Linked DNA regions of Homo sapiens: region 1 is linked to region 2. Evidence: read pairs that join two places in POLR2A ChIA-PET (ENCODE). Cell type or tissue: PC-3. All regions are shown on one strand. Links, peaks and the distances in the headings refer to the core of each region. The heading gives the core; the rest is flanking DNA. Region 1 has its middle 27 kb from the start of CHST14. Region 2 holds the start of LOC124903601 (small nucleolar RNA U13).

The links. ChIA-PET counts read pairs that join two places held together with the same protein. Peaks named below come from ENCODE experiments on the same cell type or tissue, not always from the same donor. Only the 100,000 strongest peaks of a DNase experiment are listed, where the experiment ranks them.
Region 1: POLR2A ChIA-PET joins it to region 2 with 13 read pairs; 3 of 35 experiments call an interaction of 5 or more read pairs at or near these places.

What each region holds. Positions count from the first base shown.
Region 1 is chr15:40,489,690-40,506,432 of GRCh38, reverse strand. No RefSeq gene overlaps it. Among named protein-coding and RNA genes, the nearest start is that of CHST14, 27 kb to the right of the region's middle. RefSeq lists an enhancer at 16,638-16,743. In PC-3, for the core only: no CTCF peak of the experiment used is centred there; DNase peaks (open chromatin) are centred at 7,332 and 7,822; H3K4me3 peaks cover 613 bases; H3K27ac peaks cover 1,754 bases.
Region 2 is chr15:40,604,445-40,612,444 of GRCh38, reverse strand. It overlaps KNL1 (kinetochore scaffold 1), which reads right to left. Exons shown (of 26, transcript NM_144508.5): 3 at 7,296-7,335; 4 at 5,993-6,052; 5 at 3,537-3,598; 6 at 2,148-2,200; 7 at 934-967. It overlaps LOC124903601 (small nucleolar RNA U13), which reads left to right and starts at 5,133; the gene lies at 5,133-5,233. RefSeq lists a silencer at 1,054-1,265. In PC-3, for the core only: no CTCF peak of the experiment used is centred there; no DNase peak of the experiment used is centred there.

The sequences.
Region 1 (16,743 bases), core at 3,723-11,722, 110 kb after region 2:
TTCAAATTTTCCTAAGACCACCATCATCCTACCAAAGTAGAATTAAAAGTTCACTGAGCCAGGCACAGTGGCTCATGCCTGTAATCCCAGCATTTTGGGAGGCCAAGGTGGGCGGATCACGAGGTCAAGAGATTGATACCATGCTGGCCAACATGGTAAAACCCCATCTCTACTAAAAATACAAAAATTAGCTGGACGCGGTGGCGCATGCCTGTAATCCCAGCTACTCAGGAGGCTGAGGCAGGAGAATGGCTTGAACCCAGGAGGCGGAGGCTGCAGTAAGCCAAGATTGCACCACTGCACTCCAGCCTGGTGACAAGAGTGAGACTCCGTCTCAAAAAAAGTTCACTGAAATCATGTGAATTTTTTTACATTTAACTTTTTGCATAGGCAATATGTTAACAAGATTCAACCGTCAGGAGATATTTAAAACATTTTCACAAAGTCTCCTTCCTATGGCATCTCTTAGCCACCCTTCCCATCTGTTTTCCTTCTACTTTATTAATCTGATCCCAGAGTTGCTTTATGCACCAACACACACAGAGGAATAAGCTCCCCTCCTTTTTACACAAAATATAGCATACTCTTCACACTGCTCTATATCTTGCTTTTTCCCCTTAATATATTTTAAAGATCTTTTCATTTATTTATTTTTAAAATTTATTTATTTAGAGACAAGGTCTCACTCTGTTGCCCAGGCTGGAGTGCAGTGGCGCAATCATAGCTCACCTAAACCTTAAACTCCTAGACTCCAGAGATCCTCTCACCTCATCCTCCTGAGTAGCTGAGACTACAGGAATGTGCCACCACGTCCAGCTATTTTTATTTTTTCGTAGAGATGGGGCTCACTTTGTTGCCCAGGCTGGTCTCAAACTCCTGGCTTCAAGCAGTCTTCTCACCTCGGCCTCCCAAAGTGCTGAGATTATAGGTGTTAGCCACCTTGCCCAGCTGAAAATCTTTATATATCAGCTTATAGAGAGCTTTCTCATTAAAAAATATTTTTCAAATAATACGATATTATCTCACTGTATGAATGTACCATAACTTAATTTTCCAGTCCTTTTATCTGTGGGCATTTAGGTTGTTTCCAATGTTTTGCCATTACAAACAATAATGCAGTGAATAACCTATTATACATGTCATTTTACACATAAGTTTATCTTTAAGGTAAATTTCTAAAGTGGAGTCTGCTGGATGGAAGGAAGTGCATTTGCAGTTTTGAGAGATATTGTCAAATTGCTCTCTGCAGAGGCTGTCCCACATCACCCTCCTATGCCCTCACCTACAGAGTGTGTTATCAAAGGTTTGGATGCTTGCCAAACTTTTCGTGAAGAAGGTTTTCAGTGTAGTTTTAATTTACATATATCCTACGAATGAGATTGAACATCTTTTCATATATTTAAAGCTCATTGTGTTTTTTTCCTGTGTATAAACTCTTATACCCTTTGCTCATTTTTTATTGGGTTATTAGTTTCGGGTTTTTATTTCTAAGAATTCCCATGTAACAGAGAAATTACGTTTTTTGTTTGTTTTGAGACAGAGTCTCACTCTGTCGCCCAGGTTGGAGTGCAGTGGTGTGATCTTGGCTCACTGCAACCTCTGCCTCCCAGGTTCAAGTGATTCTCCTGCCTCAGCCTCCCAAGCAGCTGGGACTGCAGGCATGCACCACCACACCTGGCTAATTTTTGTATTTTTAGTAGGGATGGGGTTTCACCATATTAGCCAGGCTGGTCTCGAACTCCTCACCTTGCGCCTGCCTCAGCCTCCCAAAGTGCTGGGATACAGGCGTGAGCCACCGTGCCCGGTCGAAAAATCAAGTTTTTGTGATGCAAGTTGCAAATATTTCCCCAAATTTTACATTGTCTTTTGACTTTGCTTACAGCATTTTTTCCATGCAGGAGAGTTTTTCTTTTTAGTGTGTTAAAATATGTCCATCTTTTCTTTTTGTGGCTGCTGGAGTTTATTCATAGACAGAAAGGTCTCCCCATTTTAAGGGAGGAGTTAAAAGAGCAGAACGTATTTTTTATATATATGTGTGTATGTATATATATTTTATATATATGTATATATACACACATATACATACACATATACACATATACACATATACATATATACACATGTATATACACATATACATATATACACATGTATATATACATATACATATATACCCACACACATATATATGTGTGTATATTTTTTTGAGATGGAGTCTTGCTCTGTCGCCCAGGCTGGAGTGCAGTGGCATCATCTCGGCTCACTGCAACCTCTGCCTTCCGGGTTCAAGCAATTCTCCTGCCTCAGCCTCCCAAGTAGCTGGGATTACAGGTACCTGCCACCACACCTGGCTAATTTTTGTATTTTTAGTAGAGACAGGGTTTCACCATGTTGGCCAGGCTGGTTTTGAACTCCTGACCTCAGGTGATCCGCCGGCCTCAGCCTCCCAAAGTGCTGGGATTACAGGCATGACCCACCACCCGGACAACATATTGTATTTGTATAAGACTATTTGAAACAAAGCATCTATTGCATAATGTTGATCCCTACTCCTGCCCTACATTAGTACATACAATAAATAAGCATATGATATGATAATATGATCCAAGGTGACTTTTTTTTTGAGACAGGGTCTTATTCCATCACTCAGGCTGCAGTGCAGTGGCACGATCATGGCTTACTGCAGCCTTGACCTTCCCAGGCTCAGGTGATCCTCCTGCCTCAGCCTCCCAAGTAGGTGGAGTAGCTGGGACTATAGGCACATGCCACCACGCCTGGCTAATTTTTTTGTTTTTTGTAGAGATGGGGTTTTGCCATGTTGCCCAGGTTGGTCTCAAACTCCTGTGCCCAAAGCAATCCACCCACCTCAGCCTCCCAAAGTGTTGAGATTACAGGCGTGAGCCGGCTGTTACTGCCTTTTTAAACAAATGTCCATCTTCAGATTTTTAAAAGATACTTTTCTTTATTATGTTCTAATTAACATAAAAAACAAATTTAATTCCTTAGCCAATCACCAGATTCAGAGCTGGATAGCAGATTCAGAACTAAAGACATGGGGACACCTCAATTTAGAGGACATTTTTATCAAATGCACTCATTTCACATCAAAGAAAGAAGTATCCATGAAGAGGATTGATGCCTATAACATATGCAAAACTTAAATATTTTAGAACAGAAGACTCAAAGCACAATCATAACAAACTGGATCCACTTAAATCCATCAAAAATCAATACATATCTAGCAGGTGCCTGCTGTGGTAAGGCACTGCTAGGCACTGTGGGGAATATAAAGAAATGAGAGGTCATTGTTCATGTTTACCCTTTCACATTTTACATAAATTTGCACATAATCATATGACATATGACAATGTGGGTGGTAAGCCATCTTTCCAAGGTTTTCAGCTAGCAAGTCATCTAGAAACTTTGGCCAGGAGAGAGCAAATACGAACAACCATGATTTTTGTTAATAAAATTGAGAGGAAAACAGTTGATACTTACTAATTTTAAGAGCAATAAGGAGACCAGACTACAGCCTCCTTCATATGGAATCTTCTTGCCCTGTCTTTGCATCTGCCCTCCAATTCAGTGAATGGATGTGGAGATTGGTCATCTTGCCACTCCTTCATCCTCCTATGCCTCCTCATTCCATCTTGGGGGTACACTTTTATGACTACTGCCTTTGGTGCAATAAATGATTACACACTCTTTTATTATCCCTATTTTATGCAATGTGTTTTAAGTGTTATTTAATGTGTTTAGGGGCAGTAATGGTAGGTAAGTTGGATGGTGAAGTCTGGAATACAACTCAACATTTTGCATTCATCCTTATAGAAATAATTTCCATGTATAAGTTGTAGCAGAGGACAGATGCGGTGGCTCACACCTGTAAAGCCAGCACTTTGGGAGGCCGAGGCGGGCAGATCACCTGAGGTCAGGAGTTCAAGACCAGCCTGGCCAACATGGTGAAACCCCATCTCTACTAAAAATACAAAAAATTAGCCAGACGCAGTGGCACGTGTCTGTGGTCCCAGCTGCTCAGAAGGCTGAGGCAGGAGAATTGCTTGAACCTGGGAGACGGAAGCTGCGGTGAGCCGAGATTGTGCCCACTGCACTCCAGCGTGGGCAACAGAGTGAGACTTCAACTCAAAAAAAAAAAAAAAAAAAGTTGTAGCAGGGATGGACAGCTGTTTACCAGACTTCATGCTTTTCTTTGTAGTGTAGTGTATTGCTAGGAAAAAGCTTCCCATCCAGGAACTGTCTTTCCAGCTCCCTTTGTGTCTAGGTGGGACCAAGTGATAAATTCACATGATGGAATATGAACAGAAGTAATTGTGTACCACTTGCAGGCCAGTTTAAAGAAATATGGGCCAGGCATGGTGGCTCACACCTGTAAACCCAGCATTTTGGGAGGCCGAGGCGGGCGGATCACAAGGTCAGGAGTTTGAGACCAGCCTAGCCAATATGGTGAAACCCCGTCTTTACTAAAAATACGAAAATTAGCCTGGCGTGCTGGCGGGCGCCTGTAGTCCCAGCTACTTGGGAAGCTGAGGCAGGAGAATCACTTGAACCCAGAAGGCAGAGGTTGCAGTGAGCCGAGATCATGCCACTGCACTCCAGCCTCGGCAACAGAGCGAAACTCCATCTCAAAAAAAAAAAAAAAAGGAACACGTGTACCTTCTCCAAGTTCTCTCTTTGCTGATTGGCTGCATGGATGACAAAGCCAAGGGGATAATGAAGCTGTGTGATGAGGAATCACCTAGGCATGAATCACCAGAGGAGGAAAGGCACAAGGCACCCAACTGACCAGTAATATTAGCACTGGATTGTTACGGGTAGTAGAAATAAGCTTGTTATATTAAACCTGTTATATGTTGGGATTATGTGTTACAATAGCTAGTGTTACCCACGAAAGAAAACAAAAAATCCTTTCATTGTAAATTGCATTTTCTTGGAATTTAACTTCAATATGGAATGTAGACCAGTCCTCTATTTCAGGTATGTAAATTTGGGCCTTCTGTCCTTATGGAGATTATAATTTAGTTAACTATCTTTAGCCATGTCGTCTTTTATCATTTAGTGACCTGAAGGAATTACAGAAAGTCTAAAATGAAATTTGCATAAAAACATAAGGTAGAAAGGGATAGTATTATGTTCATTGAGAAAATCAGGATCCAAGAGTATCCAGGCTGGAATGATGGGTCAAATAAGAACACAAACTTTACGCATGCCTTAAAATGATATGCTTTCACAGATAGTGGTTTGAAACAGTAATGATTCAGGCATTATTTTGAATTGGAAGATACAACATTTGATGAGTAATGTGGGGGGAGGGAGGGAATTATTTCCACCATGTGCAAGGAAAAAGTGATTCTGTGCTCCACAAGATGAAGGTTATTCTCCAGTTACCTGAATAAAGTATGTGGGTCAGAATGTTTTAAATTGTCATTTATATATTTGAACGGGTTAATTTCTCCAGACATAGGGACTTCTGTCTCCTTGGAAGACTCTGTGTATTTGAAAAACGACAATAAAATACATACGAGAAAGACTGGATTCAAAAGATGAATACTTATAATCTTTTTATATACTAAAACTCACATTTATAGAAAAATGGTGACTCATTCTATGGCAGACTCAGTCTAGGTGATGACCTCAGTGATGAAATAGAATATTGTTCTGAGTGAAATTACCATAACAATAATAAATCATATTTATAGGGCTCCAGAGCAGTGCTGTACAATAGAAATGTAATGTGAGTCACATATATAATTTTAAATTTCTAGTAATCACATTTAAAAAGTAAAAAGGAACAGGTGAAATTAATTTTAGTAATGTATTTTATTTAACCCAGTATATCCAAAATATTATCGTTTCAACATGTATTCAATACAGAAAAACTGAGAAATTTTACATTTTTTCCCACTAAGTATTCAAAATCCAGTGTATTTTTTACACTTATAAAACATCTCAATTCAGACTAGCCATATTCCAAGTTCAATAGCTACATGTGGCTAATGGCTGCTGTATCAGACAGTATAGTTCTAAAGTATTCATCCACAGTTTCATTTAATCTTTGCAGAAATATTTTGCCATAGGTATTATTATTCACATTTTGCACATAATGTTTTCACAGAAATAAGGTAAAGACACACAGCCATAATGGAAGAGCAAGGGCTTGAATGCAACTTAGCTGATAACCAGTGTATCCCAAGGTTACGTGGATTGATGTCAAGTCCAACAGAACTAGCTTCAAATCCTGGCTCTGACATTTATTAGCTGTGTTACCTCAGGCACATTTTTTCACTCTGACACATGGTTTCATTATGGAAAATGTTGATAAGAACCCTAATTGGCCAGGTGAGTGGTTCTCATCTGTAATCCCAGGGACTCAGAAGGCTGAAGCAGGAGAATCACTTGTGCCCAGGAGTTTGAGACCGGCCTGGGCAACATAGCAAGACCTGTCTCTACAATAATTTTTAAAAAAAGGCTGGGCGCGGTGGCTCACGCCTGTAATCCCAGCACTTTGGGAGGCTGAGATGGGCGGATCACCTGAGGTCAGGAGTTGGAGACCAGCCTGGCCAACATGGTGAAACCCCGTCTCTACTAAAAATTTAAAAATTAGCCAGGTGTGATGGTGCACGCCTGTAATTCCAGCTTTTTGTGAGGCTGAGACAGGAGAATTGCTTGAACCCAGAAGGTAGAGGTTGCAGTGAGCCGAGATCACACCACTTCACTCCAGCCTGGGTGACAGAGTAAGACTCTGTCTCAGAAAAAAACCCCAAAAAACAAAAAACTTAGCTGGACATGATGACATACACGTGTAGTCCCAGTTACTCGGGAGGCTGAGGTGGGAGGATGATTTGAGCCCAGGAGTTTGAGACCACATGAGCTATCATCACACCACTGCATTCCAGCTTGGGTGACAAAGACCCTGTCTCTAAAAAAGAAAAAAGAGAAAGAAAAAAAAAAACCTCATAGATTACTGTGGGGTTAAATGGGATCATGCATGCAAAGTGCTCAGCACAGCACCTGCCCCTGGCCAGTGCTCCATGGAAGTGAATGGTTATTGCCTTGGCAACAAGACCCTTTCCACCTTCACACGCTGCTTCCCAGGAGCTTCTCCTTCCATTCCACAAGGGTTCTTTCTCACTATGTGCCAAGAACCAATGTACTGGATGATGGTTCTGACTCCAAGTCTAGCCTCATCCTTCGCATCACAACTGCTTTGTTGTCGTTTTTGGTTAACATATTATCATCTGCCAGTAGCATACAGTATGATGACTTGACAAACTACAAAGCAAACCCAGAAATACGTGAAATCAAACCATACAGTCCAATTCTGAGACCCCCTCCAAAGAGCCCCCTCATGACTTTGGGGATTGCAGGAATACGTGCCACTCAGTGCTCAAACTGCCTGCATCCCTTCTTCAAGCCCTCTGCAATCTGCAAAAGTGAAGGGGGGGAAGCAGTATCCCTAAGCAGGGGCTGGGCATCCTCACAGCCTCCTCCCTGCCTGGCACTGGTATCCTCACCTATCTGCAGTGTGGTAACACGACCCTTTTCCCCCAGAGCCAGGTTGCCCGCAAGCCAGTAATGAAGTGTTTTTTACAACCCTGAAAGAAATACTTTAATAAAGCATGTGGTTGGATTATCGAACCCACAAGTATAAAAATATTGTGGTGCTCACACATGCAATGCATGCTGGTTAGTGACTGCCTCCAAAAATGTTTTACTTGCCATCACAGAGAAACGGGTGTATTGAAGATAAATGTTTTTAAAAGACCGACACGTAATGAAGTGAATCATAGTTCATTCACTCCTTCAACAAATACTGAACCCTACCACGGACCAGATGAGCAGCATGCTGGAGATGCAGTGGTAGGCAAGAAAGACAGAACTGCTGCCTTTGATGACCTCACCTTATAGAGGGGGATATAGACATGCATCAAATATAGAATTACAAGCTGTGGTAAGAGCTACAGAGGAGAAGGACACAGTGATCAGGGAGCAAACCACAGAGATCTGATCTGGTCTGCAGGTCAAAGGAGGCTGCCCAGAAAAGTAATGACTGAGCTGAGGGGGCACAGACTATGTAATAGAATGGGGGTCTAGGGGAGAAGCCTCAGCATAGGGGAGTGTCCAGGGATTATGCTAGGGTCACCTCGGGGTCTGGGATAACAGAACTCTCTATCAAAAACGTCTTTTATCCAGAGGCCCACTGGGTGTCTTGGGAAATGGCAGAGAGGATGCTGGGATTCAAGGTTGGGCTCTGGGGGCCAGGCGCAGTGGCTCACGCCTGTAATCCCAGCATTTTGGGAGGCCAAGGCGGGTGGATCACCTGAGGTCAGGAGTTCGAGACCAGCCTGGCCAACATGGTGAAACCCCGTCTCTACTGGAAATACAAAAATTAGCCAGGTGTGGTAGCACACCCCTGAAGTCCCAGCTACTTGTGAGGCTGAGGCAGGAGAATCACTTCAACCTGGGATGTGGAAGTTCCAGTGAGCCGAGATCACACCACTGCACTCCAGCCTGGGTGACAGAGCGAGACTCCGTCTCAAAAAAAAGGTTGGGATCCTAAATAAGAAAGGTAGAAAAATGCTGCCCCAAACTTCTGAGAGAAGCAAGCTGGGTGGGCAGGAACTCGTCCTAAGGTAGGAGAGCGCTGGGCCACATGAACACCATCTGGAAGAACTAGCTGGTGTCTCGTTCACAAGCCAGACTATTCAAGGTCTGGCCCAGACTCAAGAGAGCTGGGCTTGATGTCAGTGGAGAAACCATCCCTCCTCTCACATTAGCAGAGATGGCAGCTGCAGTTGAATGTCATGAGGGCCAGGGTAGTGGCCCTGTCTCTTTTTGGCAGCCAGAGGCCACAGCAGTAAGAAAAGGGCAGCTATACAGAGTGGTAGACATGGCAGAGGCAGGAGCAGCAAGGGCAGTTTCAGGTGAGAGTGAGTTGGCAGAGTCAGCCCAGTGGAGAGGAGGGGCCCATGGTGCTGAGGTCTCATCCAGTGACTTCAATGTGCTGGGGGCTTGTCTTAGAGATCATGGAATTGTTTTATGTCATTAACTGAGCTGCAGGTTGTCAGATTACGAAAACATGATGTTACAGCTTAGAAAATGTCCAGAATTGGGAGGTAACATGGCTCATAGTCCCTTGAAACAAGTGGCAGTCTCCTGGGGGACATTTTCAACAGCACTGAGTCAGAAGTGCAGTAACACCTGTGACATTCAGGATTTTTTTTTTTTTTTTTTTTTTTGAGACGGAGTCTCACTCTGTCGCCCAGGCTGGAGTGCAGTGGCACGATCTCAGCTCACTGCAAGCTCCGCCTCCCGGGTTCACGCCATTCTCCTGCCTCAGCCTCCCGAGTAGCTGGGACTACAGGCACCCACCACCACACCTGGCTAATTTTTTGTATTTTTAGTAGAGACAGGGTTTCACTGTGTTAGCCAGGATGGTCTCGATCTCCTGACCTCGTGATCCGTCCGCCTTGGCCTCCGAAAGTGCTGGGATTACAGGTATGAGCCATGGCGCCCGGCCGACATTCAGGATTTAAATAAGACCTGGGACATCAAAAACCTCATTTACTGCAGGCTCTGGCTCTTTGGGTGCCTACCACTTCCTCCCTTTTTGTAGATCCATTCATGATTGAGAAATATATCAAAAGAGGCAAGTAGAAAACCTTTATATTTATAGTTATTTAAGGAAATGCAAATACAAACCCACTAAAACATTTTTTATTTTTATTTTTTTAGAGACAAGGTCTTGCTCTGTCATCCAGGCTGGAGTGCAATGGTGCAATCATAGCTCACTGCAGCCTCTAACTGCTGGGCTCAAGCCATCCTCCCTTCTCAGCCTTCTGAGTAGCCAGGACTACAGGTACATGCCATCATCACACCTGGCTAATTTTTTAATTTCTTTTTGTAGAGAGAAGGGCTCACTATGTTGCCCAGGCTGGTCTTGAACTCCTGGACTCAAGCGATCCTCTTACCTTGCCTCCCAAAGTGCTGAGATTACAGGCATGAGCCACCTTGCACAGCCACTAAAATACTTTAAAACAAAATTGAAAAACCGCTTTTATTGTTCAACAGTTTAACATTCTTAGTATTTGCAATAGCTAAGCTGAAGGCACAAAGGTAAGCACAAGTAGATATATGGTGTCTATCTGCTTGAAATTCATTGGCTAATTGGGAGCCAGCCATTAATTAAATAATTGCCCTAGGAGATATATAATCACACATAGACAGGAGGGCCATAAAGATGAGGTGCATCTCACTGTGAAAGCTTATAGCAGGCCAACTTATCTACTGGAGGGGGTCAAGGAGGCTCCCCTGAGGAAGTGACAACTGGGAAGGTCTGAAGGATGACAGACAATGCAAGGTAGAAGCAGAGGAGGGAAAGCATTTAAGAGGGAACAGCATGTGCAGAGGCTCTGTGGTAGGCAGGGAAGCAGGTGTAACTGACACCTGAAAAGCCTATGTGGCTAGAAAAAGTGTTCTAGGAAGTGGAGGTGAGAAAGGAAGACAGGGTGGACCATGCAGGGTCTATGGCTGTGCTGAGTATGTAGGTCTTTATTCTATGGCTGTGCTGAGTATATGGGTCCTTATCCTAAGAGTGGAGGGAAGTTACTGAAGGATGTAAGCGGACTGGGCTGGAATGGGACAATGGAGATTTGGGAAGCTAGAAAGGAGGCTATTGCAATAGTTCAGACACAAGACAGTATTAGTCATCACCTTAATTGTGGCACTAGAGAAGGAGTAGAGATACAGAGAAGTGGAGGCATCTTGAAGATAAAACAAGATTGACGACTGACTGGAACATGGGGAGAAAAAGGGGTTAAGCAAGATTCTCAGGTGTGTGGCCTGTGAAACTGCATGAATAGAGGTCTTGTTCATCAAGACAGGAATAGAGTACAAAAGCAAGGCTTAGGCTGTGTGCAGTGGCTTATGCCTATAATCCCAGCACTTTGGGAGGCCAAGGCGGGTGGATCATGAGGTCAGGAGGTCGAGACCATCCTGGCCAACATGGTGAAACCCCGTCTCTACTAAAATACAAAAATTAGCCAGGTGTGGTGGCGCATGCCTGTAGTCCCAGCTACTCGGGAGGCTGAAGCAGGGGAATTGTTTGAACCCAGGAGGTGGAGGATGCAGTGAGCCGAGATCGCGAGCTACTGTACTCCAGCCTGGTGACAGAGCAAGACTCCATCTCAAAAAAAAAAAAAAAAAAAAAAGAATCTGGCACCTCCTCCTCTCTCCCTTGCTCCCTCTCACCATGTGACATGCATGTTCCCCCTCCACCTTCTACTCTGAGTAAAACCTTCCTGAGACCTCACCAGAAGCTGAGCAGATTCTGGTGCCACGCTTGTAGAGCCTGCAGAACTGTGACCCAAATAAACCTCCTTTCTTTGTAAATTACCCAGTCTTGGGTATTCCTTTATAAGCAATGCAAAACAGACTAACACACTTCTTCTTCTCCTCATTTTTCTTGGGGAGAAAAGCATGAATTTTGAACATGTCTAATTGTAAGTACCTTTGAGATGCCTAAATGGTGGTGCTAATTAGCATCTGGATACATGACTCTGTAACACAGAGGGTGAGCCCTGGGCTAGGGATCTGTATTTGAGATCACTGGCATGTATGGTACTTGAAACATCAGGCATTTGGCCAGGCATGGTGGCTCACACTTGTAATTCCAACACTTTCTGGGAAGCTGAGGCAGGAGGATTGGTTGAAGCCAGGAGTTTGACACCAGCCTGGGAAACCAAGCAAGACCCCATTTCTTAAAAAAAAAAAAAGAATGAAAGAAAAAGAAAATTAGCCGGGTGTGGTGATGCACACCTGTGGTCCCAATACTCAGGAGGCCGAGGAAGGACTGCTTGAGGCCAGGAGTTGGAGACTCCAGTGAGCTATTATTGTACCTCTGCACTCCAGCCTGGGTGGCAAAGTGAGACCCCATCTCTAAAAAAGAGGAGAAAAAGGAAACATTGGGCAAGAATGAGAGAGTTGGGAGAAAACATACTGTAAGAGAAAGAGGACTGGGGAAGACCTTGACAAGCCTCAACATTCAGTGACTGAATGTAGGAAATAACCCACAAAAGAGCCAGAAGAGTAGGCAGGGGTCAGAGAGTGAAGAGTAACACTAGCAGAGAGGGCTGTCCAGAAAGCTAAGGGAGGAGGGTGTTTCAGCAGAGAGAGTGTGATTCTCAGGACTGAATCCTGCTGGGAGGTCAAGAAAGAAGCCTGAGGATACCCACTGAATCCAGTGAGACAGAGGTCACTGATGACTGTGGGGAAAATGATTCTATGGAGTGACGGGGGCTGGAGTGGAGGAATGAATAGGAAGTTCAGAAATGGAGACAATGCATATAAATAACTCTTTCTAGAAGCTTGGGTATTCTATTAGCACACGCAATTGTGACGTTGAAACCACTGTATTAGGATTCACTGAGGCGAATAACATATTTCAATGGAAAAAGAGCCACTGTTTGTCAATAGGAAACCCACATACTAAAATAGAATTGGTGCCCCTCTTGATGAATCTGTGGAGCACTGATTCTGGTAGGACTGCTACATATATCCTGACATCAACAAGACAAATGTTCTTCATTTTGGGTACATACCTGCAAACCTAAACAGCATGATCTATATGTACAGATGGTTTGGTAGACAATTACTGATACAGGGGCATTTTTAGCCCTTTGATCTACTAGGAACAGGAAGTGGCAGAAAAAGAGACTAATCACAGTGATGGATGTTTCATCAGAACTACTGACTCACAGCATGTATCAGCACCCAGTTCTTGCCACCATTGCCTGTGGCACTTCAAACAGCACGGAGACCACTTCAAAACCACAAGGCAAGGTCTGCTATGGAAACACAAGCATGCGGCATTCATTCAATCCACAAATGAGAACTACGAGGGAATGGGAGATTTGGGGACTGAAACACACTAAAACCCACACTTTGATACCTGATCATGTTAGAAGCAGGAGATTATTTCATTCTGGATCTCAATACTTGAGACATTTTGACCCATTTGAAGACACTGACAACATTCACTTGGTACTGAATAGTCATCAGCACACTTCTTTTATCTGTGTGCATATACCAAAAATCTCCTAACCCTAATTGCTGATATCTGAAGTTTCGGTTTCGGCGGCAGGCACCCCTCCTTTTATTTTATCCTTTTTACCTAGAAAGCAGATCCTGAAAAGTTGAAATACATGTCAGCAGAATAGAGAGTGTTTGAAACTTTCAAATTGGTGTTCATTAAGGCAAGTATCTCACTGGTACATCATATTGACAGCAGCAATGCCTTGCACTAAGAGCGTTGGTACTTAAAAACGGCTTTGGGCATGCTTGAAACATATGTACTCATAGGCTGAGCATATATTAAAGGGAAGGGTTTTCAGAGACAGTTATTTGACAGTGACAGCTATCTATATTCATACATCAGGTATTTGCTTCTCCCTATCTGTAAGCTCCTCTTTGGGTTTAAGAAACACACCAGGGGTGGCTCACACATGTGATCTCAACTTTGGGAGGCCGAGGTGGGAGGATACTTGAACCCAGGAGTTCGAGACCCACCCAAGCAACATAGCAAGACCTTTTCTCTACAAAAAAAAATTTTTTTTGAGCAAAGGCCTTCTCACTGTCGCCCAGGCTGGAGTACAATGGTGATCTTGGCTCACTGGAACCTCCATTTCCCAGGTTCAAACAATCCTCCCACCTGAGTCTCCTGAGTAGCTAGCTGGGACCACATATTCCAGCCAACATGTCTGAATATATATATATATATATATATATATATATATTTTTTTTTTTTTTTTTTTTTTTTTGGTAGAGACCAGGTTTTGCCATATTTCCTAGGCCGGTCTCGAACTCCTGGACTCAAGTGATCCACCTGCCTCAGCCTCCCGAAGTGCTGGGATTACAGGCATGAGCCACCGTGCCTGGCCCAAAATTAAATAATAATAATAATAATAATAATAAGCCAGGCATGGTGGCATGTACCTGTGATCCCAGCTACTTGGGAGGATGAGGTGGGAGGACTGCTTGAGCCTAAGAGGTCAGGGATACAGTGAGTCGAGACTGTGTCACTGCACTCCAGCCTGGGTGACAGAGTGGGACCCAGTTTGTTTTAGTCAGGGTTCTCCAGAGAAACAGGACAAATGGGATATATACATAACATAGAAAGATTTATCCTAAAGAGAAGCCCCAAGATCTGTAGTTGGCAAGCTGGGGACCCAGGAGTATCAAAGGTATAGCTCCAGTTGGAGTCCAAAAGCCTGAGAAGCAGGAGAGGCAACAGTGTAAATTCTAGTCTGAAAGCTGGCAGGCTTTAGACCTATAAGAGCTTATGTTTCAGTTCAAGTCTGAGGCAGGAAAAGACCAGGATCCCACTCAAGGCAGTCAGGCTGAAGGAGTTATCCCTTTACTTTGGAAGGAAGGTTAGCATTTTGGTTTTATTGAGGCTCTAAACTGATTCAATGAGATTCACTCACATTAGGAAAGGCAATCTGCTTTACTCAGTCTACTCATTCAAATGTTAGTCTCTTCCCAAAGCATTCTCACAGACACACCCAGAATAATGTTTGGCCAAATATTTGGGCATCTCGTGGCCCAGCCAAGTGGACATGCAAAATTAACCATTACAAAAGTAGAGCACAGGAAGACCTGCTGCTGCACCTAAAACCAACAGTCACTCATTCTACCTGCTAGTTCACAAGATTACATCCAACAATAGTGCTAGTAAGTACTTTATACAAATGGCTGCAATTTATAGAGTATGACATGCATTATCCCAATCTAAGTCTCCAAACCCCGTTCTACACATCCAGAAACCAAGGCTGCAAGAAGTGAAGCAATTTACCCAGTGTCATACAGACAAGTCATGAACTGTGAATCTGAACCCAAGTCTGCCTGGTTTCCCACTCTCTGCTGTTAACCACTATGCCAAGCACCCCGAGGAGATTATGTCTTTACAAGGATAGAGGAGGAGGTGTTCTATTATGTGGTACACAGCTAAACTGAATAATATTTACAGGGATTCCAAGCATCAAAATCTTCTTATGCATAGTTTGAAAAAAATTTAAAATAGTAGATAAGTGAGAAAGGATTTTTTTTTAGCGCAAACCAAAAATGGTCAATGTTTATTACAATTTAAAACTTGAGGCTGGGTGCAGTGGCTCACGCCTGTAATCCCAGCACTTTGGGAAGCCAAGGAAGGCAGATCACCTGAGGTCGGGAATTCGAGACCAGCTTGACAAACATGGAGAAACACGTCTTTACTAAAAATACAAAATTAGCCAGGAGTGGTGGCACATGCCTCTAATCCCAGCTACTCGGGAGGCTGAGGCAGGAGAATCGCTTGAACCCGGGAGGTGGAGGTTGCGGTGAGCGGAGATCACGCCATTGCACTCCAGCCTGGGCAACAAGAGTGAAACTCCGTCTCAAAACAACAACAAAAACAAACTTCAGGAAGTTGATTCTCCATTTCTATTTATTTATTATTATTATTTTTTGAGATACGGTCATGCTCTGTCACCCAGGCTGGAGTGCAGTGGCACGATCATGGCTCCCTGCAGCCTCGACCTCCCGGGCTGAAGAAATCCTCCCGCCTCAGCCTCCTGAGTTGCTAGGACTACAGATGCCCGCCACCACTCCCTGCTAATTTTTGTATTTTTTGCAGAGATGGGGCTTTGCCGTGTCTCTACAAAAAAATGAGACTTCTGGGGCCCAAGAAATCCACCCGCCTCGGCCTCTCAAAGTGCTGGGATTACAGGCGTTAGCCACCATGCCCTCCTGGTTCTACATTTCTGAAGTCAACAAATAATAGCATGTGGATTGTAAAAGCTGCGGTGCTTAATATTAAAGCAAGAGAAAAACAAAACTTTTTTTTTTTATTAAGATAATGTCTTGCTTTGTCGCCCAGGCTGGGGTGCGGTGGTGCGATCTCGGCTCACTGCAACCTCCGCCTCCCGGGTTCAAGCGATTCTCCTGCCCCAGGCTCCTGAGTAGCTGGGATTACAGGCGCCCACCACCAGGCCCGGCTAATTTTTGTATTTTTAGTAGAGATGGGTTTTCACCATTTTGGCCAGGCTAGTCTCGAACTCCTGACCTCAGGTGATCGCCCGCCTCAGCCTCCCAAAGCGCTAGGATTACAGGCGTGAGGCACCGCGCCCGGCCAAAAACCGTAACTTTTGGGAAAAAGAAAAAATACATTCAAAGGAGTACACATAAAATATATGCACAGTTCGAAGAGTAGTACAATAAAGGTATTGTATTACTTTAGGTAGAGGTAAAGGTACCCCCTCTACCTGGGCGGGAAGGCTGCCTAGGGGTTGGCGCCCAAGCACCTGGGGACCGGCTTCCTCCAGCGAGGCGCTGCTCAGTACCCGCTCTGATTGAGCCTCTCCGCAGGCTGGTCTCGAACTCCTGCCCTCAGGCGATCCTCCCTGGAGCCTCTCCTGGAAACAAGCAGTTTCCAGCGCCGGCGATGGCGGTCCGCCCACCGTCCCCTTTGTCTCTGCCAGTCCTGGGGATGTGGCTCCCCTCAGCAGGCACCACGTTTTCCATGGCTGAGGCAAGGACAGGCCTCCTGCCAGGAAACCCAACATGGTGAGAAACCTGGTTGACTCTTGGGCCTCACTTTTCTCACCACGGAACCCGAGCGCCGGGGGAAGAGTTTCCCTGTGCCTGGTTCCTGGTGTAGGGCTCAGTGGCGGAGAGGGGCGTGGCTGATGT
Region 2 (8,000 bases), core at 1-8,000:
TCTCAGCTCACTGCAACCTCCGCCTCCCGGGTTCAAGCGATTCTCGTGCCTTGGCCTCCTGAGTAGCTGGGATTACAGGCACAGTGCCACCATACCTGGCTAATTTTTTGGGGTTTTTTTTGTTTTTTTGAGACGGAGTCTCGCTCTGTCGCCCAGGCTGGAGTGCAGTGGCATGATCTCGGCTCACTGCAACCTCTACCTCCCAGATTCAAGTGATTCTCCTACCTCAACCTCCTGAGTAGCTGGGACTACAGGCGCCCACCACAACACCTGGCTAATTTTTGTATTCTTAGTAGAGATGGGGTTTCACCACGTTGGCCAGGATGGTCTCGATCTCCTGACCTCGTGATCTACCCGCCTCAGCCTCCCTAAGTGCTTGGTTTACAGGCGTAAGCCACTGTGCCCGGCCAATTTTTTGTATTTTTTTAGTAGAGATGGGGTTTCATCATGTTGGCCAGGCTGGTCTCGAACTCCTGACCTCAGGTGATCCACCAGCCTCGGCCTCCCAAAGTGCTCGGATTACAGGCATGAGCCACCACGTCCAGCCAAAAATATCTCAATATAATCAAATCTGTACTTCTCTTATGATGAATAAAGATAACCATCTTTTCATTTGTTGAAGAGCTACTGGTATTTGCCTTTCTATGTAATAATATTATAAGAAAGATTAATTTAATAAAAAAACTAAAGACTTGCTATCTATTGTTTTATATTAGTTAATAAATATAAAGGTTTATATATTATATTGTTTCATCACTATTAAAACTATAAACAGTACAATGGCCATATTAATCAGATATAGCAGTATACTAAATTCTGCAAATAACTGGTTTTCTGAATTAATCCTAAGTATTCCACAAAAGGAACACAAAAATAAGAAATAAAAATAATATTAATTTATAACTTTTTAAATATAATTTGAATATTACTTACTGTATCAAAAGAAGATTTTCTCCTGTTTCTGTTTCTAAAAATAAAATTAAAATTAAATTTGTCCAAGGATACACTGATAAAGCATTAGAAAAATTACTTAAGGACAGCTGGGCCCGGTGGCTCATGCCTGTAATCCCAGAACTTTGGGAGGCCGAGACGGGTGGACCACGAGGTCAGGAGTTCGAGATCAACCTGACCAACACGGTGAAACCCTGTCTCTACTAAAAATACAAAAATTAGCCAGGTGTGGTGGCGTGCACATGTAATCCCAGCTACTCAGGAGGCTGAGGTAGGAGAATTGCTTGAACCTGGGAGGCAGAGATTGCAGTTAGCCGAGATCGCACCACTGCACTCTAGCCTGGGCGACAGGGCAAGCAAGACTCTGTCTCAAAAAAAAAAAAAATACAATAAAATTTTTAAAAAATTACTTAAGGACATTAACAACATTTAAAAAAATTATTAACTGCTGGACGTGGTGGCTCACGCCTGTAATCCTAGCATTTTGAGGCCAAGGCAGGCGGATCACTTGAGGCCAGGGGTTCGAGACCAGCCTGGCCAATATGGTGAAACCCTGTCTCTACTAAAAATACAAAAATTAGCTGGGTGTGGTGGTGCATGCCTGTAATCCCGGCTACCTGGGAGGCTGAGGCAGGAGAATCGCTTAAACCCAGGAGGCAGAAGTTGCAGCTGAGATGGCACCATTGCACTGCAGCCTGGGGAACAACAGTGAAAATCCGTCTCAAAATAAATAAATAAATAAATTTACTTACTATCCACTCTACTCTCTACTCCCAAGACTCAAGGTATACTTTTTTTGTTTTTGAGACAGAGTCTTGCTCTGTTGCCCAGGCTGGAGTGCACTGGTGCAATCACTGCAGTCTCAATCTTCTGGACTCAAGTGATCCTCTCACCTCAGCCTCCTGAGTAGCTGGGGCTACAGGAATGCACCCCCACACCTGGCTAATTTTTTATTTTTTGTAGAGACAGAATCTCACTATGCTATCCAGGTTGGTCTTGAACTCCTGGGCTCAAGCGATCCTCCCACCTCAGACTGCCAAAGTGTCGGGATCACAGGTGTGAACCACTATGCATGGCCCATCATATATTTTTTAAGCAATAAGATAGACAATAAGTTATATTAGTTGTCTGGTTAGATAGCTACAGTAAAATTTTTTAAAAAGCAGATTTAGCAGGAATTATAGTAACATACTTACCTTCCATTTCTGACTTTCTCACTATTTTCATATGAGACTCCGTCTGGAATACCCTAGAAGAGAAAATAAAGATTATTGAAAACCTGCAATTTGTAATCATTATCTTTTGGTGTTGATTTATAGTCTGTGTTGAGATAGGTCAAGATAATACTTTGATTTTAGCTTCCTCTTTGCTATGCCATATACTCCTAGTATTTCAAATGCCAAAAGTAGTTTACCACAATAAAATCTGCTATAGTTTTGTTTTTATTTTTGATTTTAAACAGGGTCTCGCTTTGTTGCCCAGTCTAGATTGCAGTGGTGCGATCACAGCTCACTGTAGCCTCAATCTCCCAGGTTAAAGTGATCATCCCACTTCAGCCTCCCGAGTAGCCTCACCAACAAGCCTGACTAATATTTTTTATTTCTAGTAGAGACAATGCTGTTATAGTTTATTTATTTATTTATTTATTTTTAACTAAGATTCTGAGCCATTTGTTACTGCAGAGGTTATAATTTTTAAATGAGCTCTGACTTAGTAATTATTATATCCCTCTCAATCACCTAAAATATTCATTTAATTCAACAAGTATTTATTAAACACTCACTATATACCTGGTATCATACTAGGGCCTGGGATACAAACACATGATCCTTGACTCAAGGAGCTTCCACTATAAATAGAGCTAGAACAGTGATTATAAACATTATTTCACTGGCTTTTGTTATTAACAGTTCAGGTATGGTAGCATGGACTCCATAGGAAGGGATCCCTTTTCACTGGGCTGGTTAAGAATAAGCTTCAAGGAGCATTTGACATCTGCCTTGAATCCGACCAGTTCATTCTAATTCTGCTAATATTAGGTATCACTCACTATATAGAAGCTATTCTTTTTTCTTTTTTGAGACAGGGTCTCACTCTGTTGCCCAGGCTGGAGTGCAATGACACTATCATGGCTCACTGCAGCCTAGAACTCCTGAACTGAAGCAATCCTCCAGCCTCAGCCTCCTAAGTATCTGGGACTACAGGTGCAGGGTATCATGCCTAGCTAATTTTTTTTTTTTTTTTTTTTTGTAGAGATGGGATCTCGCTAAGTTGCTTGGGCTAGTCTCGAACTATTGGCCTCAAGCAATCCTCTGGCTTCAACCTCCCAAAGTGCTGGGATTACAGGCGTGAGCCAGCACACCCGGCCCCTAGTACAATGTCAAATAACAGTTGGATATCATTGTTTTGTTCCTGACTTTAGAGGGAATGCTTTGTTTCTCTTTTAAACATAATACTGAATAACCCTTTGAAGAATAACTAATGTTTAATCAAAACAGATTATTCAAGTCAGTACCAATACATTTGGTTTGATACACAAAATACCAGTACCTATAATATTTTAGTTATTTCTGCTTTCAACTTACTTTATAGTATCTGCAAAGCTGACTCGACGAGAGTTTTTCTTATTTCTCAAAGCATTGGATTCCTAAGGGCAGAGAATATATGGTATAATTCTTAATAAAATCACTGTGAATTACATCTCCAGAGTACTATAGACAGAGATCAAGTCCTTTTTTTTTTTTTTTTGAGATGGAGTTTCGCTCTTGTTGCCCAGACTGGAGTGCAACGGTGTGATCTTGGCTCACCACAGCCTCTGCCTCCCGGATTCAAGCGATTCTCCTGCCTCAGCCTCCCGAGTAGCTGGGATTACAGGCATACGTCACCACGACCAACTAATTCTGTATTTTTAGTAGGGATGGGGTTTCTCCATGTTGGTCAGGCTGGTCTCGAACTCCCGACCTCAGGTGATCGGCCCACCTCGGCCTCCCAAAGTGCTGCTGGGATTATAGCCATGGGCCCCTGCACCCAGACAAGTCTTTTTTTTTTTTTTTTTTTTTTCCAAGACGGTTTTGTTCTGTCGCCCAGGCTGGAGTACAGTAACTCGATCTCAGTTCACTGCAACCTCTGCCTCTCAGGTTCAAGTGATTTTCATGTCTCAACCTCTAATTTTTTGTATTTTTAGTAGAGATGGGGTTTCACCATGTTGACTAGGCTGGTCTCAAACTCCTGACCTCAAGTGATCCTCCCGCCTCAGCTTTCCAAAGTGCTAGGATTACAGGCATGAGCCACTGCACCCGGCCAGAGATCAAGTCTTATTCTGAATTACTTCTTCACATTTTGTAGTATGTGTCAGAATTTCCTTCTTTTTTTCAAGGCTGAATGATATTTCACTGCATGTATATATTACCACATTTTGTTTATCCATTCATCCATCAATGGACACTTGAGTTGCTTCCACCTTCTAGCTAATGTGAATAATGCCGCTATGAACATGGGTGTACAAATATCTCTTTGAAACTCTCCTTTCAATTCTTTTGGATATATATCCAGAAGTGGAATTGTTGGATCATATGGCAATTCTATTTTCAATTTTTTGAGGAATTGCCATACTGTTTTCCATAGCAGCTGTACCATTTTATACCCCCACCAAGAAAGCACAAGTGTTCCAATTTCTCTGCATCCTCATCAACACTTGTTATTGTCTTTTACTTTAACCATCCTAATGGGTGTGAGGTGATATCTCATTTAGGTTTTGATTTACATTTCCCTAATGGTCAATGATGTTGAGCATCTCTTCATTAGAATACACTATTTTTACCTTCCTTCCCCACCTTCTTTAACAAGAGCAAACATTTCTACTCACATAAATACCATACACAAAAACTAAAAGACATTAAGGATGAGCTTGCTGTCAAGTAAAAACATAAAATAATAATAATAATCAAAAGACAGAAACAAAATCCACAGAGAGTTTTACTGGGTTAATTCTGAATACCTAACCATAAGTCTTATTATAATAAAGAATCAGAAATGGTAACCCCTCTGCATCAAAGCAGTGATGTGATTAAGGCCCTAGAAGATGCTACAGGTAGCCTTGAGCTTAATATGACAATACTGACATGGTAAACACTGGGACTAACAGAGACTAATATATTTCTTACTGAAAAAAAAGAATACTGATCTTTTCGTAGTTCATAAGTGTGATTGGGTTTTCACACGCATGTGTGAGATGTGCTTTCTTCAAACTTTGTTACGATGTTGGCACATTATACATCTGACATGAAAAAAGAAAGGCCCAGCACGATGGCTCATGCCTATAATACCCACACTTTGGGAGGCCCAGGCAAGAGGATCACTTGAGCCCAGAAGTTCAAAACCAGCCCAGCCAACATAGCAAGACCCTGTCTATACTAAAAACAAAAATTTTTTAAGGGCTGGGTACAGTGGCTCACGCCTGTAATGCCAGCACTTTGGAAGACCAAGGTGGGTGGATTACTTGAGCCCAGGAGTTCAAGACCAGCGTGGGGCAACATGGCGAAATCCTGTCTCTATAAAAAATAAAAAATTAGCCGGGCATGGTGGCATGTTCCTGTAGGCCTAGTTACTCAGGAGGCTAAGGTGGGAGGATCTCTTGAGCCCAGGGGGAGGAGGTTGCAGTGAGCCATGATCGCACCATTGTACTCCAGTCTGGGCAACAGTCAGACCCTGTTTCTAAATAAATAAATAAATAGCTAAGTATGATGGCATGTGCCGTAGTCCCAGCTACTCAGGAGGCTGAGGCGGGAAGATTGATTGAGCCCAGGAATGCAAGGCTGCAGGGACTTATGATTGTGCCACTACACTCCAACCTGGGTAAGAGAGGGAGATGCCATTCCTAGAAAAAAGAAGAAAAATGAAAAATCAAGAATGCCAGTATATTCAAGTGTTTGGAAACTCATGGGATGCTTACACATTTCCTCTTCAAATAGCTAATAAACTTCTTGACTTAAAAATATAACTGAAAATAGTCATCTATAAAGTATTTGCACAAAAGACTTACCTGAACTCTTTCATTCCCACCTCTGAGGTCCTGAAGAGGACTCCTTGGGGGTTTCAATATCTAGGGTAACAATTAGAATTATTCAAAAAAAATCTGGCATATCTATTAAGAATCAGTTTATTTCAAGTTATATCATAGGTAGAAAGCTAAAATTTTCATTAAAAACTCTGAAACTCCTCAAATTCATTCTGCTCAATGCTATACCGTGTGGCAGATTTAAATATCTGACATCTATTCCCTTCTACCTGCCCATCCTCTCCAATTATTCTACCCGCTCTCATCCCACATGGTCTGAGTGAATGCCACACCAACTCTAGGGTAAAACACATAGCTCTGTCTAGAACAATCTGATATTCTCTTGTCAATGATGATTTGTTCAGGAATGAGGACTTGACCCATATCAGGATAATCAAGCTAACATGATTCAATTCTGAGTCTTTTCTGTTTTCAGGAAAAAGACACTATTCTTCACGTAGGACTTGGGCCTGGAAGTAAAAGAGCTAGATGTATCACAGTAATTATAGGGAAAGAATCTATCTGCTGGAGATTACCCAGAGGAAGCACTAAGAGTAGAAAAAGCAAAAGGAAATCCTAGTACTGGTGTCATGGTTAGAATCTCTGGTCAGTAAGTGTGCCTAAAGCCATCCCTTCGTTGGATTTTTTAGTATCATAACCCAACACATTTTGTGCTTAAAGCAGTTTGGGCTGGGCACAGTGGCTCACGCCTGTAATCTCAGCGCTTTGGGAGGCTGAGGCAGGAGGATCACTTGAGGCCAGGAGTTTGAGACCAGCCTGGGCAACATGGCAAAACCTCATCTCTTCTAAAAAATAAAAAAATTAGCCACACGTGGTACATGCTTGTAATTCCAGCTACTCAGGTGGCTGAAACACGAGAATCGCTTGAACCCAGGAGGCGGAGGTTACAGTGAGCCGAGATCACACCACTGCGCTCCAGCCTGGGCGACAGAGCGAGACTCTATCTCAAAAACACAAAAGCAGTTTGGGTAGGTCTTCTGTCTCTTGCAACAGCTTTGTACCACAGGTTAAACATATCTTTTAAACAGCTTTATTGAAGTATAACTTACATAGCATAAAATTCATAAAATTACTACAAAATTCATAAAGTATGAATTTTGGTATATTTACAGAATTGTATAACCACGTTAAATATTTGAGTCTTTATCTAGAGAGCAACAGGAAGCCAGTAAGGGTAGGATGGTGAAGCCACAGTCAAAACTACTGTGATATATGGTTATCATTAAATAAAAGCTGACAATTATTAATTCAAGAAAGTCTTTCTTACTGAAGAATGCCGTCTTCTAACAGGTCTCTCTATATTGTCACTGAAAAAGGAAAACAAAATTATATACACAGTGATTTAAAAAAATGAATTCACAAAAGGCATCATCACAGCACCCCTTACATGCTTTCAAACTGGTCATCACTTTCTCTTAGCACTCTGGCAAGCAAAATTTATATACAAGACTTTAAATTCAGTTAGGAATTCAGTGTTTTAAAATACATATTGTGTACTACGAGACTATCTCTTGAATAATTATCAGTACAACATAATTTACCATATTTATAGAGGTATAATAATAAGATAAATGGGCTATAAGTCAAGAGACGCTAGCTTTGGTTTTACTACTATACGATTTTTAGACCAGGTTTTGAAAATTCAAATGCCTATGAGGCTAAACAGATAATTTTTTAGGAGCAAGAAAAATAGGTAGTGTTGAGATTATAATAATCTAGAGAATTCCTCTCTCACCTAAAGGTCAGTCATTCCTCTGCTGTGGTTAGTTGTTGCCAAACAAGAATAGGAGCCCAGTGTTGCCACGCTTGATTTTTCAAGAGAAGCTGAAAACCCGATTGTACAAAATTTTGAGATTTTAAAATTTTGGCAACTAATTCAAAAACTAAAAAATATGTGTAGGCCAAAGCCAGCCACAGTGGCCCATGTCTATACTTCCAGCTATTCAGGAGGCTGTGGCAGGAGAATCACTTG